Regions from separate parts of the Mus musculus genome. Here region 2 is linked to region 1. Evidence: chromatin loops called from intact Hi-C (ENCODE). Cell type or tissue: left cerebral cortex. All regions are shown on one strand. Each heading gives the region's core, and the rest is flanking DNA. Links, peaks and the distances in the headings are about the cores only.

Region 1 (9,588 bases), core at 640-8,639:
CTAGCCACAGGAATGCCCGGGCTGGGTTACAGGGAGTCTGGCTAGGGCCCTGCCAATCACAGCCAATGTGGTTAGACACAGCTACACTTAATGGGTCTATGGTGATTGCCCTGGTGCCCTGCACATTGCAGTTGTGGGGAACCCAGTGTCTTAGTCAGGGTTTCTATTCCTGCACAAACATCACGACCAAGAAGCAAGTTGGAAAGGAAAGGGTTTATTCAGCTTACACTTCCATACTGCTGTTCATCACCAAGGAAGTCAGGACTGGAACTCAAGCAGGTCAGGAAGCAGGAGCTGATGCAGAGGCCATGGAGGGATGTTACTTACTGGCTTGCTTCCCCTGGCTTGCTCTTATAGAACCAAGACTACCAGCCCAGAGATGGTCCCACCCACAAGGGGCCTTTCCCCCTTGATCACTAATTGAGAAAATGCCCTACAGTTGTATCTCATGGAGACATTTCCTCAACTGAAGCTCCTTTCTCTGTGATAACTCCAGCTGTGTCAAGTTGACACAAAACTAGCCAGTACACCCAGGCACACAGTTTGTACCTTCAACCTCTGCTCTCTGATGAGCTGTTTATATGCCTGTCTCCCATCTCTGCATACTCAGCTAAGTTCTCCATCTAGGAGTGGCAGAGGGCAGGGCAGCAGGCAGATAGCCTCACACATGCCTGGCACACATCTCTCCTCAGCCCTTCCTGGGAATTCCCTTCCCCAGGCTCCTCACAGCCACAGTCCTACAGTCTCCTCAGACAGCCTTCCTTAGCGCTGGCCTTGGGACAGCCACCTCTGCTCTCTGGCTCCTGCTTTATAACCTTCTCGTGCTTGCTGTGTTGATGCGTGACACCTACGATTCATCCGATTAGGTTGGTGTGTAGACGTCCATCTGCCCACGCATGAATGTGTGTATATATGGCATTTGAAGTTTCCGTTCTGATCTTTGTTCTGTCCCACATCACTGGAGTTACATGGAAGCAGGGCCCTGTCTTACTGTCTTCTTTTCAGGGCCTAGAACAAAGCCTGGCACACAGCAGGTGCCCAGTGAACCCATTCCTGAAGGGAGGAAGAAGGGAGGAGAGGGGGAGGAGAACAGGAAGGAAAGAGTAGAGTGATCCCTGAAAGCATGGTCTCCCAGTGCTGTCACACTGAGGGACAGGAGTTAGACAGACTCCTCGGTAGGCAGTTAGAGAGAGGGGACATGTTTGGTAATAAAGATGGTGACCTGCCAAGGTGGCCAGCTTCTTCCTCACCCTCCAGACCCGAGACAAAAACCTGACAGCTTAAAACAAAGGCCCTGTGGGCATCTTCTCCCACCACCGGCCAACTGCTGATGGATTGGCCCAACAAGTTCAAGATGTGTTTACACAACAACTGTGGGCCAATCGGCAACCCTGTCTGTGTTCTGAACTGGCCAATCCTAACTTAGAGGAGGAACCCCAGCCCTGGAGAGGAGACTGGATTTTCTGGTTTCCAGAGTCTCTTCTCTGTTTGAAGCTCTTTTTCTCTGGGTGTTTGCTGTGTGTGCACGTGTTTCCACGGTCCCAATAAATCAAAAGAAAAAGCCTCAACCGCGGATGCTGACTGTCTGCTCCTGTTTTCGGAGTTCGAGATCTTCCCTGCCTTCTGGTTCTTTAACCGTCAGAGGAGCTGAACCTGATCAAGAGCCCTAGTTGGTAGATAACACCACCACTTCCTGCTCAAGGCTGGTTCCCCACAGGCCCTAGCCAGCGCGTGTCCTGCTCCTTCAGGGCCCAGCAGAGGAAAACCTCTGCCTGACGGCACACCTCGCCTGGTCTCCACATTTGAGTTCTGTAATTACAGTGTGCTGTTTGTCTAAGTCTTATTTTTCTCAGAATGGACCAACCTTGGGATCAACCATGGATGGGCAACAACTCAGTCTTTGATGTCCCGTGTCCCCTGCCCTTAGTGTTCCTGAGGTCTCAGGTGGCTGTCTTTACTGCTGGCTCTGGAAGCACTGTGGCTGGTGTCTTGCCTGGCTGCTGCTCTTGCCCCCATGGTGGGTTGTTCCAGTAGATGCTCTGATCCTTCCTGGGTCTCTGCTGTCTTGGTCACCTTCAGTGACCATGTATCTGGAAGATAAGCTTTTCTTCCATAGTGATTCATGGTTCTATTTTCAACTTGATCACAGTAACCATTATGTATATCCACAACCTGAAGGGACCTGAGGATGCTGCTGCCTCAGTCTCAGGGTGGTGGACACAGGACCTGCTTGCTGCTGCTGGTGGCCGTGGCTGCTGAGCTGAGAGCTCTCCAGGGGATATTGTAGGGCAGGGCCCAGTTTTTGGAACTGATATAAATTTGTTTGGCTCAGGCATGTGGATTCTTGTATCGCTTTTCACATTCCTCTGGACTCTAAGGACTCCAGAAACACTTGGGAGCTACACCTACACTAGGCTTCCCTGGTGAAATGAACAAAAAACTAAAAACTTACCTTCAAAGTAAAACCAGGCTGGGTGGTGGTAGCACACAACTTTAATTCCAGCACCCAGGAGGCAGAGGCAGGCAGGTCTCTGAATTTGAAGACAGCCTGGTCTACAGAGAGTGTGTTCCAGGACAGCCAGGGTTATACAGAGAAAAGTCAATACCTCTCACAGATGCACGTGTGTACACGTGTGCACGTACACACACACAAACACACACACACAAGACCTGGTTACATTTGAGAAACGCTTAGGATCTATTCATGCTAAATTTCTAAGATAGAAATGTAACTAGGAATCCTGGTTTTCCCCTCAGCTTTCTGCACTGGGTAGCCCTGGGGAGAAAGAATGTGCCAGGTGGGAGTGGGTCTGCCTTAGGTCTGGCGTCCTGGTTATGAGGACAAAATTTATTCTGCTCGGTGCCTTTTTTTGCTCCTTAAGGCCTTTCGCTCAGAGACCCCCTCCCTGCATCGTGAGTGTGTGTGAGTGTATGTGTGGTCGTCATAACTCTAGTCTTTCCCATACTGCCACACTGGCGGTCAGGAAATGCACTGTGAAGCAGTCAGCTTGGAGACTTGAAGGAATGAGGTAGGGGATGATCCAACAAAGGACTCTCCCAACAGGAGCCTCCCCGGGTCTTGGAAGGCACTTTAAGACCAACACTTAAACAAGATTCCATCCTGCCAAAATCGGTCCCTCCTTTTCCTCCCAGGAGCCCAAATATACCCAGCAAACAATGAGAAATGGCTCAGCGCCATGTTTAGTTTATAAGCATGTATTTATTGCCTGCACCACCAAGGAAGCTGTTGCTTACCTTAAAAAGCCCATTAGCTTCTGCCAGACGAAAAGTTACCATAAGGTAATTCCGGTTTTTGGTTCTCTCTCAACCGTACACTAGACAGCATACCCACCCTCTAAGAAGGAGCCCCCGCCCCAATTCTGGCTTCTACCAGTGGGCAGCTCCCAGCATGCTGAGGTGTTCCAGGGACTGCCTTCACAGTCATGCTTTGCCTCACAAGGTAAAATACCCCATTTCTCTCCTCCTCTCCGTGAGTCTGGCCAGGCATCCAACAGGAAAGAACCTTTTGTTCCCAGCTTGTAGGAAGTCTGAGCTAGGCTCTTATCTATTCGTAGCATTTCCTGGATAGCGGGCCAGGATCTGCTAAGCTCCCAGCCTTGGTCTTGGCAACAGTCTTAAGTACAGACCTTGGCATACACCAGGTCTAGGACTTAAATGAGAAGTTGGAAGGACACAATTTACCCTTAGATTGGTGTCTCTGTCTCTCTCTCTCTCTCTCTCTCTGTGTGTGTGTGTGTGTGTGTGTGTGTGTGTGTGTGTGTATCCTGGAGTGGAAAAAATGGGAGGCAAACTGTATCAACAACAGTGTCTATGTGGTCAATGTGGCTGGTGTGCAGATGCGGAAGGGCAGGGTTATTCCCAGCCTTCCAGTAAAGTGTAAAGTGCCATCTCCGCCCACGAGGGCTGGAAGAGGTGACCCTGGGTTCCCGGAGCTGAGCTTGGGCCCAGGCCAGGCCTGACACCTAGCGGCCTCCTGGGTTTGGGCGTGGAGAGTAGCGAGCGAGAAGCTAGAGACCGGGAACCCGGGCGCCGAACCCGCGCCGCTAACCTTCCCCGCACGCCGGTCCCGAGCCAGTCCGGAGCCAGTCCCGAAGCTGCTGGAGTTCGGGTCCTGAGTGCGGGTCGGTGTAGCCGAGGTGCCCTACCGAGTGCCGGCGCCTGGCGGGACTTCCGGCGCAGGTGACCGTCGCCTCCTCGCGCGCGCTACCGCTTCCCCGCCGCCGCCCCGTCTCCATGGCGACGCCGTCGCGCCGAGGCTCGTGGAACCTGCCGAGCGTCCGGGGCGCGGCGCGTGGACGCGCGCAGGCCTGGCGGCGGCGGGACAAGGTAGGCGACGGGGAGGTGGGGAGCCGAGTTCCGCGCGGAGGGGCGGAGGGGACTGTGGCCAGGTGAGGCAGGGCTTCGAGCCGCCCTTCCGCGCGCACCTGCCCGCACCGACCCGGCGCTGCCCGGCTTGTCCCCTGACGCGGGTGTTGTGCTGCTGGCACCCGGCAAGGCAGCCGGGGGAGCGCGGGCCGCGTCTGCCCGAGTTAGAATGGGGACTGCTGGTGACTTGAATTCAAGTCCAGGGGCCTGCGGCTGTACTGTAGAACAAAGTGGGTGGGAGTGGACCAATCTGCATTCGCCACGACTGAGCTCCCACTGTCCCCGCGGCCGGTCCCTGCGCTCAGGTGCGGGCCTGGTGGATCCTCTTTCTCTTCTTCCGCATCCCACCGTCCTCGGGCAGGATAACTAGTTCCTATCCTGGCAGAACGCCTGGCTTCGTGCTTTGGCCTTGGAAGTGACTCAGGGGCGGAACTTCTCGGAGAGAGGGATCTGCTGCCGCCTCTGACTCCTGGAGTGGTAGCCAGGCCACCTCCCCCTTTCCGGTCACTTCTCTTCTTACCCTTACCACCTTTCCACAGGCGCTGCAGCACCACAAGTCACAGACACTTTTGGTTGCCCTTCCTTTTTTTGTCTTGGCAATTTTCTTTAAGAAAAGCCCCATCTCCGATACCTGAGTTCTGTCCGCTTCTTAACAAAACAAAAAGCAAAGTGTTCTCACCTCCCTTAGATACCTTGATTGCTCCTCAGCACTTGGATCTGGGAGGAAAATACTGGACTGCTCCAACCCCACCCCTTGTAGGAGGAGCTCCTGGAACCAGAAGTAGAGTTGCACACAGATGCCCTGCCCTGCCATTGTCCCTGGGTAGGCAGAGCCCAGGTTTCTTGAACTTACAGACATCTGAATGCTGGGATTAAAGGCCATGCCAGGCCTTGCGTTCCATTTTCTAATCGCCTCACAATTAATTAGAGTACAAGTGGGAATATGAAATTTCAGACATTAAAATTACCACCTAGGTCACTTGTGGTGACAAGAGGCTGTGTTCCTAGAATGTGGGAGCCTGATGCAGGGAGACTGAACGTTTAAAGCCAGCAGACCTACAGAGGGAGATCTTGGTCTAACGCCCCCTCCCCCGCAACAAGAACTAAAGGCAGACTGTTTGACAGTCTTCCTCGCTCTAGAAGTTTGTACTCTATAGGGGGAATGAATGGGTTGGTGGTGGGGCAGGAGGGATCTGGTCATCTTCATGGGTCCGTTGACGTCACTATGACGTTTAGGAGATGTTATTTTTGTTCAACTGCTGTTTGCTTAGGTCCTAGCTAGGTGGCAGGCACTGTGCTAAGCACTTGTGCATATTTTTTTTTTCCATTTAAGTTGTCCGAAGTCCAATGAGGTAGGTCTTAAGGTCCCCACTCCACCCCGCTCTCCTCCTCCCCGACCCCACAGTTGAGGAGGCCAGCTTGGAGAATGGACAAGGCCTCCCTGATGGCACACAGTAGGAAACAGTGGAACACACAAATGCTCCCATGCCTTAGGTGGTTGGCATTCATGGGAGCCCTTCCTCCATAAAAATAAATAATGATATTTTTCAAATTTCCCTGGTGTAAAGACAACATACAGACTGGATTAAAAACATAAACCATTTCAACCCCTAAAGTTCAGCTCTTCCATTCTGAAATGAAGCAGGCTCTTTTATTTTTAACTCTTGGCAAGTTCTGGTGCAGAGGCACACCTGATGCTGACCCTCCTTCCTTCCTGGCGCATCCTGGGTGCCCCGTGCTACCGCTCAGCTTCTTTTTGCCTTTTGTCTCATCGTGTCTTAGGATCTTACCCATCAAGGAAAGCTCTAGTCCCTTCCCCCACTGCAGTCTTTCCTAACTCAGTTAAAGCCTGCTGCTGATGGGGAGGGCTGTGGCCAAGCCAGGTTTGCTGCTTCCCTGTGCTCTGCTCTGCCTCCTGGGCTGTTCAGCATGTGCATCTGGTACCAGTAATGAGGTTAGGCCTGGTTGCCTTTTAATAAAACACAGTGGGCTTGGAGAAGGAGCGTGGTGCTCTGCACAGGTCGAGCCCCGAGGGTAGCCATGTCCCCGTGTGATTACATTAAGTGGGAGCCAGTCTGCAGGTGGCCTGTGGAGATTGGGGGTGTATCTGTTTGAACTGTCACAGCCCAGAGATCTGTCACCCCACCCTGAACTGAAAGGAAGGAGAGTAGCCATGTAAGGGGCCACACAAGCACCAGTTCCTTGCAAAGCTCTGAACTATAGTGCGATGTGTCAAGAGGCTGAGGCAGGGGGATATCTAGTTAGAAGCCAGCCTGGGTTACACTGTGAGATCATGTTTTGAGAGAAAGGAGAGGGAGGGAAAAGGAGAGAGAACACAGATCTGTGGGGGCAGAGGAAACCCAGGGTCAGGAGTGACCATTTCCAGCCTGAGGGGTGATGAGCTACTGTTGTGCTCTGGAAACACAGAGGCGAGAAGAGCCTACAGAGAGAGCAGAGCCAGGGGCTGCGATGCAAACACATGCTTACACGGGAGCAATCCACAAGTCCTCTAAAGCTCGCGGATACAGGCTTGCTATGGGTTGAGCAGCTCTGTCCAGAGCCTTGGGGGCATCCATGCCCCCCTCCTGCCTCTTACATCACCTTGTAGCCTTACCTTCAAAGGGTGTATTTCCTGAGGCCAGTCTGGCTCACTCTGTCCCCAGGCTGGCGTCCTCGCTTGTCTGGGTGTCCTACCTGAGAGTAGATGGGAAATGAAGATGCTGCCTCTCCCTCCCTCCCCTGGAACCTTTTTCTCCAGAGAGCTGCAGGCAGCCCCTGTGCCTGGCGCTCGGGCAGTGCTGGGGATGAGCAGGGGCCAGGGAGATTCTCCTATTTATCTGGGGCCACTAAAGCTTTGACTGGCTTAAGTGTTTGGAACGTGTGACAGTGCCACCTTAGTTACTGGGCATTAGGAAGTTCAGAGTCACACTGCTAGCAGGAGACTCAGAGGAGAGAGCCCAAAGGTGCCCATCTCCTGTTCTGGTGGGGAGGGCCATGCAGGGATGGCTTGGGTTTTTATTGTCCACTCCCTACCCCCCACCTTTGGCAGAGCTGGAGACTGAATTTAGGCCTTGAGTATGCCTGGCAAGTGCTCTGCCCTCTATGGCCCTTGTTGTAACATCAGCTACTATTAATATTTGTCTGAAAGCCCCTGCCGGCAGGGCCCACATCTTTTCTGTGGAGTTCTAGCATTTAACATTGCCCGCTATAAGGAGCAGCAGCCAGAGTAGCAGCTATTTGCTGATGGTAACTTTGGGCATGTCCTTTAGTTACTGTCTTTGAGCCCTAACTTTAGTTATTGTCTCTGTGCCCTAATTTTCCCATCAGTCACATTAGGGTAGCACGCTTGTTATGCCCACAGTATTGTTGAGGGTTAAACAGAGAGGGTACAAAGTGCTTGGTTCAGGGTGTGGGGTTCACTGGCTGTTGGGTCTCCACCCTGCTGGTGCATACGAGCCCGTCTCACTCACTCTGGGGTGGGTGCAGGGAGCACTTAGACATTTGCTTCATAGGGAATTCCAGAAGGAATTTTCAGTGGGATGGTAAAGCCATCCTCTCACTCACTCCCTTGTGAAGAGACTTTCTCTAGGGTTTCTGCCCATTTCGAGAGAAGACTGACTGGGACAGAAAAAGCAGGCCGTGGCTGGTCAAGTGCCTGACCCCTGCATCCCAGACCTGCCCTTTGTATTCCAGGAGGTCTGAAGAAGGCTGCTCTTGCTCTTCTTTCTGATGGGGAGCTAATCAGATTCTGTCGTGCTTCGGGCTCTAAAGAGATGAATCCAATAAGGGAGGAGTGACCTGGAGAGGAGGAGGAGGCAGGACAGAAGACTACAGGGGCACAGCATTCTTTCTCTGTTGGATACCCGAGAGTCTCGGAGAAGGGTGAAGTGACCTTCTTGCCTTTAAGGAGCAGGGCAGGAGACATTTCCCTCGAGAGCATCGTGGGACTAATCTAGAGCAGAACCCAAGAGGGTAAGGAAGTTTTGGGGGAGCCTTGAGGACAGAGGAGGGGGTGGAGCTGCACTTGGGGACAAAGTAGTGAGCAAGGTGCCATTGCCCTGGGGTGAATCTGGGAGGCAGTGTAGGCGGCAGGGAGCAGAGGAGGAGGCTGGGCAACACTAGGAGGACCGCAATAACAGCAGGTGTGTTGTTACTGCAGGGGCGGTGAAGCCCCCACATGGACCTGGTGGGAACATAGTGGGGCTGCAGAAAGATAATTTAGGATGGTGTGGCAGCTGGGGTGATATGACTTACAAAGCTAGGCGTGTCCAGGTGTGTCAGGCAGATTGACTAGGGAGAGGCTAGCGTGGTCTGGTATGGCTGCAGAGATGGCCGAGAGGAAAGGGATAACAGAGACCAGGGAGCCCCTGCGGCGCTGTGTAACCTTCAGTGGACTCCCTGGGCAGGAGCAGAGCAGTCCATGGTTATCTGGGATGTTGTGAGGAGAGGACGCTGATCTTGGATGAGGCTGAAATGTCCGTGGGGTGGGACTCGGAGGGAGGACAGACCTGGCATGGGATTTTGCAGTCACATTGGGAACAGACAAGGATAGCAGCAAGAATTCAGAAACAGGAGTTTACTCTTGGCCAGGGCTTCAGAAAGAATTCCCACACGACAGGGGTAGCATGAAAGAAAATGTCAAGAATTTGAGAAAGGGGCTAGCCTGGGTTCATACCAGCCTCCGAGTAGTGCGTATTCCGTGAATGTCGAGAACCAGTCTCCTGAATATTCAGGGTAGGACGGCAGAGCCCGCTGGCAGGAGGTCGGGGCTCAGCTAGAGACCTACAGTGCAGTAGTGTGGAGTTACTGAACCGCTGAGGCAGAAGTGTGTTGATGTACGTGCTAGGCCTGCGCGTGAGGATGGGTTAGCAGATGCATGGGGCTGTTTCTACAAAAAAAAAAAAAAAAAAAAAAAAAAAAGTATGTGGCTGTCAGACAGAACCCGCGAGGATGCGGAGGGCTTGCTTTGTCTGTTTTCGGAGAGTGTATTATTAACTGCCTTGGTCCTCTTTTCAAATGGAGGCGTTGCTGTCAGAGAATTGGGAGGTGGAGCTGGAGCTGATCAACTGGAGGAGCTGGGGACGCAGGCCCAAGCACAGCTGGGCCAGCACGGGCTCTAGCTAGGGTGGGGAAGTGGCTGCCACAGCTCCTGTTGGCTGCTGCGTGCATCTTCTGGTGCTCACTGCTGCTGGGAGAAGCAGT
Region 2 (9,588 bases), core at 815-8,814, 77 kb before region 1:
AGGGAAACTTGGAAGCTTCCTGCAGACTCTTTCCTAAGAGGCTCGCAGGCAGGTCAACAGGCCTGGAGGTGATGACCTTAGCCCACGTAACCAAGTAGAATCCCCCGGGAAAGTCTTGGGAGGCAGATTTAAGAGCAGCGAGCCTTGAGGGTGGATGGCAGCCGGGCTCCTCCCTGCCTGCCTTTTCTCTATTGTCCTAGTGGCCCACACCCCAGCATGGGACAGTCGGTAAGAAGTGTCTCTTGGTGAACACTGGGTCAGGAATCTTCAGTCCACTCTAGCGCTACCCATGGTAGCATTTTTGTCTACAACCTTTCTGGTACCATGAGACTCCAGGGCACTGTGGGGCTACAGTTGACTCTGGCTAATTAAGACCATGAAAACCATCTCCCTTCTACCCGAGTGTCCATCCACTGGACACAAAGGCCACCAGCTGGCTCCCAGTAGTGAGTCCAACAAAGCAGGGTGCTTTGTGGGGGGGGGACCTCTTATGCAGTTCAAGGGAACAGAGAGTCACAGAGGCTACAGCATGGGGAGGGACAACCAACCTTGGCCCCACAGTCTAGAAGCTGTATGCCACCTAGGCTGTGAGAGCACTTCTCTGGAAGCTGAGGGACAGGGGTCAAGGTTCAGTGTTTCCCTGTGTTTCTTACTGGCCGATTTCAGACTCTTCCTCCAGGAAGACCTCTGAACTTCCATTGAACAAGTAATGTCCACCTTCCTTGGCAAACTTGATGTGATAGCTAGTTTCACCTCAACTTGTCACAAGCTAACGTCATCTGGGAAGAGGGAAACTCAACTGAGAAAAAGCGCCCCCCGCCATCAGATGGACCGAGGGAAAGCCTATGGCATGTTTTCCCGATTGACATGGGAGGACCCAGCTCATGGCAGGGGGTGCCACCCCTGGGCTGGTGGTCCTGCGTGCTACATGAAAGCAGGCTGGGCAAGTCATGTGAACAAGGGAGCGAGTAGCATCCCCCATGGCCTCCGCATCTGCTCCTGATTCTAGGTTCCTGCCTTAAGTTCCTGCCCTGACTTTCTTGGATGATGGACTACAAGCAGTAATGAAATAAACCCTTCTCTCCCCAACCTGTTTTTGGTCATGGTGTTTTATCACAGCAATAGTAACCCCAAGACATTGGAGTACCCCGGAAATTGGCTCTTACGTGCCCTTGTGGCTTTGCCTCTTTAAATGAGCGGTGTTTTATTTCTCCTGGACTGCTGAGTAATAAGCTTAAGAGGCAGTTGCACCCCCATGCCTGGCATCGTGAGTCCTCTGGGATCCCATCTTTTTAACTTAGCGCCCTGTGATGTGAAAGCCTGCGTTTTAAGGCCAGACAATTTGAATCCACATTTTGGCTCAGCCTTTTACTAGCCATATGGCTCTGGCCAATTAACTTACCCTCTCCGGTGCTCAGTTTATTCATTTAGATAATGGCGATAAGAAAATCCCACGCAAGGGCAGGACTAAAACAACCCGAGAGAAGCCCAGGATTTAGCTCGCAGTAGCTGCTCATTAAATGGGAGCCATCACTATAGTTAGTGGTGTGTTTGTGCATAGTGGGTACAGAAGTATCCCAGCAAAGGATGCACGAGGAGTTGAAGGGAAGAGGTAGTGGTCAGATGAGTCCCTCAACCAGGCAAAACAAGTCCTTAGCAGGCTGCCTGGGTGCTACCCACAACCAGCTCTCCGTGAACCATCGCAACCCCGGCCCCACAGGCCCAGACTCACGTCCCGCAGGTTGAAGGTGACCTCTAGCTTATTCCAGAAGGTATCTGCAAAGGCGGGGTACATGTCCAGCACCTCCAGCAGGTCTGCTCGATGGATCTTGTGCAGGTCGCAGTAGGTCAGGGCACGCACATCGGCGCTTGATTTGCCTGGTCTGGCATGGAGACTGGCAGGCTCCCCAAAGATGTCATTCTTCCCTGCCAGCCAGAAGGATGGTGGTCCCTCCGGGGTCTGGCTTCCTTATGAAGACCTTCTCTCGGGGCCCCATTGACTGTGATCTTCCTACCTCCCACCTCAGAGATCCCACCGAGCTGGGGCCTGGTGCTGAGGGGGTCTGAGGACAGGACTGCATGTGCTGGCATGATGAGGGAGGCCAGTCAGCAGTTCCACAAAAATTCCCCCAGAGCTGCTCTGTCCCGACAACATAGGATCTCTTTTTGTCTTAGCCTCTCAGAACCACCTCCCACCAGAAGGCCCTTTGGTTTGCCTACACCCTTCAGTACAGTTCCCATTCTGGCCAGGGGACAGTAGGCAGTCAGGGGCACTAGAAGTCCCTTGCTCAATTTCCTTCTGCTCCCCTTGACCCACTGACACTATGGAGTAGGGGACAGAGGATCCAAGGACTAAAGCTCCCAGCTTTCCCAGGTAGGACCCGGAGCTTCTGTTTCTTGGTCTCCTTACTCTCCATTGTACAAACATGGAACCAGCGTGCCCCTGGCAGAGCAACCCTGGGAAGCTACCTCCCTGTCTGTGAGTGTCTTCAACCCTCAGATGGGCATAACAATGTCACCTACTCCACTGGACTGTTTGCAGGGGCAGAGGTGGTGATGTTTAAGATAGTATCCCTCTAAGCTAGAGGCCCCAGCGTAGGTCAATGCATGATACAAGGAGAGATGGAGGTCACAGGGTAGACACAGGGTAGACAGCCAAGTTAGCTGATGTAAGCACAAGGTCCTTGCAGAGCCAGGAGCTATGCTGGCACTAGGATATAAACATGAGTATGAGAGTCTCCCACAAGGAGCCCCTCAAATCCCTAATAGGCAGGTACTTGGGTTGTCAAGGTTACAGAATAATGTATCTTAGAAGCAGATGCAACCAAGAGCTCTGGCCCATGAGGGGATCAAGGAGAGCAGGGAGGCAGGGCTTTCAGAAGGAATAAAATTCCAAGAGAAGGACAAGACCCCCAGGAGGAAAGGACCTGTATAGCCACGTCTGGGGGCAAAGAGACCAGAGTCACAAGTGCCATAGGCCTTGGTTTCTTTGACACTTCCTGCCCCCAGGAAAGCCCAGCTTTCTCAGCCTTGTAACACTGTACAAGGGACACTAATAGTTCAGCAGAGGAGAACAGGATGGAAAATCATTCCTGGACAGGATGGGGCTGAGGCTCAGAGATAGAAGGGACTTGCCAGGGTCACACGTGACATTCTGAACTCGACATTGATATCTTCTAGGTAATGTGATATCGACCTTCGCTTTTTAACACATGAAAAATTGTGATCTAATGTCTCCTTCTACTCAGGACAAGATGAGAGGATTTCTTGTCTCTCACTGGAACTTAAATTGGACCATCTTCTTAATTATTAATATTAATTACCCGTCCCCTGTGGGTGGCATTTGTAACGTGGCTTGGGAGAAGGTACTCACAGGGGAGTCCATGCTGTAGGTCAGCCTGGAGAATGACCGCATCTGCCTTGACAGGGGCAGGATGGGTTCTGGAGACAGAATGGCAGTGTGACAGAAGAGCGGAGTCATGGGGTGATGAGAAATAGTTGTCTAGCTTGGGCACGGAGTACCAGGGGACAGAGACAGGACTCACAGGGTGACTCGATTGGGTGGAACCATGGGTTTACCTTTGTCCCATAGGGACCTAGCAAAGGGTTCTGAGTGGACGAGGAATCTGTGCAGATGTGTAACCCTTGGCTGTTGGGAGGCTGAAGTAGTGAGGATGTGCCTGATGCGAGGCCTCAGGAAGGGAGCTCCTGACACCTGCCCGGGAGGGCCAGACCAGTGGAGGCTGGTACAGAAAGCATAACTATCAGTAAAGGAAACAACGCTCTGTATGTGACTGGATGGGGGCAGAGGACAGGAAACTGGCAGGCTGTTCCTGTGGTTGGCTTCAGCCCAGACAGTGGAAGGACAGGGAACAAGGCTGCCTTTGAGGGAAAGTGATGGTGTCAAGTTGGAATCTGTTGTACTTGGTTTGGCTTTTTAAAATCAATCAGTCCATCTGTCTGTCCGTCCATCCATCCATCTGTCTGCCTACCTATCTATTTTGACAGGCTCTCGTAGAGCCCAGGCTAGCTTCGAGTGTATCTCGCTATGCCTGATGAACGGAGCATCTTAGACAAGCACTGTACCAACTGGGCCATATTCCCAGCACTCTGCCTGTTTTGCTCTAAGGAGAAATGGGGGCTAGGACACATCTCTGGGGACCCTTGAGGCTCAGGCTATAGGAGCAAGGGGCTGGCCCGGGTGAGGCTGTGAAGTGAGAAGAAAGCAGAAAGCCAGCTGCCACGAGTAACCAGGCACTGAGGGCAGGGTAATGGAGAAAGGTGGGCAGAGCAGGCTGGGAGAGAACCCGTCATGGAGATCAGGCTCCACCAACATGACTGAAGTTAGAGATGGAGACTTGGGGTCAAGGGCTAGGAAGATGCAAATAGAAGAGAGGACTTGAAGTCAAGTGACTTGCTGAAGGTCACTTGACAGGCAGAGAGCTGGATTAAGGATTCTTTGAGGTGGGTTTAAAACTCTCTGAGGCCAGCAAGACTCTGTAAATTAAAGGGCTTTATAACCCTGACAACCTAGTGTGATTGCCAGAATCTGCAAGGTGGAAGGGACAGACAAGTTGTTCTGTAACCTCTGCTGTCACAGCGTTCTGTGTGGTGTCCCTGCCCAATGAATAACTTAATATTTATCTTTTTAAAAAATCTTTACTGTTGTTGTTTTGTTTTGTTTTGCTTTTCAAAAAAGGGTTTCTCTGTGTAGCTCTGGTTATCCTAGAACTCGCTCTGTAGAGAGATCAGCCTGCTGAGTGCTGGGACTGAAGACAAGAGCCACCACTACCTGGCAACATCCAGGAATCTGAGCAACACCATTGTTATGGATACTCATTAGGAAGAAGGCGACCCAGTAGGGCCTCTCCAGCCTCAAGCCCCTTCGTCAGCCCTACCCGACCCACCTAGAATGGCCACGACCACGTCATCGCGCAGGATCTCGATGGAGCCGCGGGAGATGAAGTAGAGAGTGGAAAGCACGTCGCCCAGGTGCACCAGCGTGTCCCCAGGCGGCGCGTGCGTGGTCTTGAACTTGACGGCGAGCGCGCGCAGGCACCCCTTGCTGGCGCCGCGGAAGGCGGGGCAGTGCTGCAACAGAGCGCGGTGCAGGTGCAGGCAGATGTCCGCCTGCAGGCACTCAGGGAAGCCTTTCAGCACCTGCGGGTGTGGGGTATGGCGAGTCTCTCCGGGCGCAGCAAGGGCTGTGGGTGTTGTGTTTGGGTAGAAGGGTGGGGAGCGGGGGCACACTGCACCGGGCTCTGGATCTCCCCTAGGGCATGAGGCAGCTGGTGGCCCACCCACTCCCCATCAGGGCTGCAGGGCTCACCGCGTTCATGTCGATGCCATTGGTGTAGGACCAGGCGTGCTGGAAATACTCTTCCAGGCGCTGCCTCAGTGGGTTGGGGATCTGGTGGAAGCGGATGAACTCCTTGACCCGCAGCATCTGAGTGTGGTAGCGAGCCGTGCCTGAGTACAGGCGCTGGATGATGGCCGACACGTTGCCAAAGATGCTGGCGTACATAAGTGCTGGGGGCGGGGCGAGATGAGAAGGAGGAGTTCCCGGGTGACTCCTGACCTCCTAATCTCGACAGGACCCCAGGGAAGGGCTCTCTTTTTCCATGGTGATAGCACATGGGACACAAGGGACAAAAGCCCCTGGGCTACCTGCCCTTCTGCCTTTCTCACTCTGCTTGTGCCCCCAGGCTTCTTCGGGACTCAGGCTAGACTTTTTTTGAGGAAAGAACTAGGGTGATGGTGTTTTGCTTTGTTTTCAGATTCAGATTTGTTTTCGCCTTCAAGTTGCAAAAATATAATACAGGGAAAACTAACTCTCTCTCTCTCTCTCTCTCTCTCTCTCTCTCTCTCTCGTTATCACCCCTCCCATCCCCTTTTCTTGTTTTTGTTTTTCTAAATACTCTGAACATGACAACCTAATGTGTAAATTTCCACACCATCTCTAGGGTTCTGAAAGCAAGTGTTATGGAAGGCAGGAAGCTCTGTGCAGAGACTGTGAGCTCTCGGTCTTCTAGCCGACCCCTGGGCTGACCTTGGGGCTAGAGACTTCCTAGCTGTGGGTCTCCAGCAGGTTAAGACCTTTGGCTTCTACTCTGGAAACTGGGCTCCTAAGAGAATTTGACCTGAACTTCTGTGATTTGCTTAAAGGAGTTGGCTGGCCTGTTACCATCTGCATTATTTTTGTTTGTTTGTTTGTTTGTTTGTTTGTTGTTTTTGAGACAAGGCCCCTCTGTAGCCCTGGCTATCCTGGAACTAGCTCTGTAGACCAGGCTGGCCTCGAACTCTCTCTGTCTCCCAAGTGCTGGAACTAAAGGCATATACCACCATCTAAATTTTTAAAATAATTTTTTTAAACAAGAGCTCTTTATGTCCTGTAAATGACCTGTCCTAGAGCAATGTCTATGAGTGGTACACACGTATACACAAATCTGCATGCCGCTGTTTTGGGGAAGTACCCTGTATAACCCAAAGTCCCACTCACAGCCAATGAGCATGACGCAGATAGAGAAGACCTTCTCAGAGTTGGTGTTGGGTGACACATTGCCGAAGCCCACACTAGTGAGGCTGCTGAAGGTGAAGTAGAGGGCGGTGACATACTTGTCTTGGACAGAGGGTCCCGAGGCTGGGTCGCTGCCGTTATAGTGCTTGCCAAGCTGCGCGCCCAGGCTGTCCAGCCAACCAATCTTGGGCTCCAAGTAGGGTCGCTCCACATTGCCGATGGCGTACCAGATACAGGCCAGCCAGTGCGCAATGAGCGCAAAAGTACACATGAGCAGGAAGAGTACGGCGGCCCCGTATTCAGAATAGCGGTCCAGCTTCCGGGCCACGCGCACCAGCCGTAGGAGGCGCGCCGTCTTCAGTAACCCGATCAGGGTGGTGGTCTAGGGACAGAGAAAGTCAGGGTCAGCTCTCGAAAGGGTATATTCAAGCTTAAGTTTGTTCTATTTGTTATCACACAGTCATCCCACAAACACTCAGGAAAGCCGCAGGCACTTGGCCGTGAAATGTAAGAAAGAAGCTCAAGGATTTCTCAGGCAAAGTGTAGAGCAATGTTCGGGTCGCTAGGAGAGAAACCCCATGGGAGCAAGGAGGGAGAGATCAAGTCTGCAGAAGCAGGTCAGGGAAGGCTTCATAGAGATGGCATAGAGTACATCGTTGAGAATGAAGGGGGCTGGAGAGATGGCTCAGCAGTTAGGAGCACTGACTGCTCTTCCAAGGGTCCTGAGTTCAATTCCCAGCAACCACATGGTGGCTCACAACCATCTGCAATGGTGTGTCTGAAGAGAGCAACAGTATACTCAAATAGAAGAGGAGGGAGGAGGGAGGAGGGAGGAGGGAGGAGGGAGGAGGGAGGAGGGAGGAGGGAGGAGGGAGGTTTTTGGTGCGGGACCACAGAGGTATGGGGGTATAAAGTGCTATGGCCCATATGGAAATCAACCATGACCCTTGCACCTGAAGAGTGGGAGGTGACAGACAGTGAGAAAGGAGTCTGGGGAGGTGTGTATGGCTGCCCCAGTGGTCTGAGGATCCATGAAGATCTTGGTTTTAACTTCAAAGGCTATGGAAAGTCCCGAGGGAGGAATGGCAGGGCTGGGTAAGAGATCTGAGACTTGCCTGTGTAGAGGGGACAAAACCTGGGAGCAAGGCAGGGATGAAGTCTACTCTGTAGGCAGCTCAGTGAGAGCGGAGGGGAAAGGAGCAGGCTTGAGAATGGTTCAAGGGGAAGGTTGGGGGAGTAATAACTTCTGTTGGACAGGCAGGCAGGGGTGACAGTGGTTGGGAACCCCGAAGGCAGAATAGCACGAAACATTCTCACATCACCCACAGGTATGTGGGTTAAGTAGAGGGATGGTCCCCAGGTCTGGAGGCATATAGCTAGAGATGGCAGATGTTTGAAGCCCCTCTGCTTCCAATTGCTGTCTACATCAGTGATGGGCCAGCATGGCTGCTGGCACTGGTCCCATACGCTCACCTCATCTGAGCCAGTGCGGAAGATAAGCAAGTCAAAAGGGATGGCAGCCACCATGTCAATGAGGAACCAGCCCTTGAAATAGTGGACGGCGATTCGTCGGGGGTGGCTGACCACCTCGTCATTAGTGTTGACGTAGGTGGTTCGGAAGTTGATGACAATATCCACCACAAACATGATATCCACGATGAGGTCCACCACGGTGAGCGGGCTGCAGGTATAGCCGCAGGTACCACGCTGTGAGTCGTCCTGGTCGCTAAGCAGAAAGGCAGCAGAGTAGGGCGTGAAGACCGCTGTATAGATGACTAAGAGCAAGATGAGCCAGTCCCATACAGCCTTGAAGGGGCTGTAGTGCAGAATGGTACCTCGGTGAATGCGCGGTGCCTGCAGCTTGTACTCTGGCAGCACATCTGCACCCAGGGACAGGACCTGGGATGGAAGCCATGGGTGGTCAGTGGGGACAGCCACTGCTAGGAAGACCGGTCTATGGGGAGGACTAGGGAGGAGAACTGTCACAGTCATGAAAGGCAGAAGGACAAAGGAAGGGCACATGAGGGACAGGTATGTCAGGAGGAGGTAGGACAGAGGGAGAGAGCAGGGGGCTCTGCCACATGGTTGATCTCTGGTAGCTCACAAACTTTCCCAGAAACAGCTCTTCTTGGGGTGAGCAGGGCCAGGCCTGGTGAGTATGTTTTAAGGAAACCTGGGTTGAGATAGCTTGCTGGGCTGGTTGTCTATAATAGGCTTTGGGTGGCCATTGGTGTTTGCTTGCTTGCTTGTTTGCTTGTTCTAGTTTTAGTGCTAAGGATTAAAACTAGGGCCTTATTACACAGGGCAGACAAGTTCTCTACCATTGAGCTAACGCCCCTACCCAAGTTTGGGATTCTTGATGGGAACAAGTCACTTCCAGAAGAGTCTTTATTCCTAAGGGCCAATGAGGTTCCTCCCTGGGGCGACTCTCAGAGCATCCCATGGAAAGAGCCAAATCTCCATCACACATGAGTCACTGCCATCTGTGAAGCATCCTCTTCTCATCTCGGTGCCTCCAAGACTATAGCAATGGATGGTTGCTAAGACAGAAACCGACAACTCCCAGCTGCCTAACACGAAGCAAAGCAGCTGGGGGAATCAGGAAGGGCAGGTGTTTTTGAAGCCAGACTCCAGGCTAAATATCCAGGGCTGCCATTTGTTTCTTTGGTGCCTTGAAGCAAGCCTAGTAACCTGTGATCCCCTGTTCCCTCATGGGTAAAACGGACAACAGACTGCATAGGAATGTAGTTAAACAAGATGTATCTGCCTGCTTCTAGGGCAGTGGTCTGCAACCTTCCTAATGCTGCACCTCTTTAATACAGCTCCCTGTGTTGTGGTGACCCCCGACTGTAAAATCCTTTTGTCAGTACTTCATAACTGTAATGTTGTGACTGTTATAAGTCATAAGGTGAATATTTGACATGCAGGATATCTGATGTGTGACACGCCCCCCCCCCCAAGGGTCGCAACCCATAGGTTGAGAACCGCTGTCCTAGCTCATCCTTTCTCCACCATCTGACCGACACGGTCTCAGTAAGGATGGGATGGTGGTGGGGTTGACCATCCCCACA

The links. Hi-C counts contacts between places; a loop is a spot of excess contacts. Peaks named below come from ENCODE experiments on the same cell type or tissue, not always from the same donor. Only the 100,000 strongest peaks of a DNase experiment are listed, where the experiment ranks them.
Region 2: it touches region 1 in a loop (4-fold over the local background); 12 of 42 quality-filtered maps call a loop at or near these places.

Annotation. Positions count from the first base shown.
Region 1 is chr11:105,938,870-105,948,457 of GRCm38, reverse strand. Cyb561 (cytochrome b-561) reads left to right here and starts at 3,971. Exons shown (of 6, transcript NM_007805.5): 1 at 3,971-4,347. In left cerebral cortex, for the core only: a CTCF peak has its summit at 3,984; DNase peaks (open chromatin) are centred at 4,170, 4,633, 5,153, 5,479 and 1 more place; H3K4me3 peaks cover 2,044 bases; H3K27ac peaks cover 1,633 bases.
Region 2 is chr11:106,016,063-106,025,650 of GRCm38, reverse strand. It overlaps Kcnh6 (potassium voltage-gated channel, subfamily H (eag-related), member 6), which reads right to left. Exons shown (of 13, transcript NM_001037712.2): 5 at 7,991-8,416; 6 at 6,500-6,899; 7 at 5,330-5,529; 8 at 4,908-5,160; 9 at 1,733-1,926. Gm35971 (a long non-coding RNA gene) reads left to right here and starts at 4,911. Exons shown (of 3, transcript XR_880254.3): 1 at 4,911-5,173. In left cerebral cortex, for the core only: no CTCF peak of the experiment used is centred there; DNase peaks (open chromatin) are centred at 5,088 and 5,281; H3K4me3 peaks cover 1,145 bases; H3K27ac peaks cover 1,079 bases.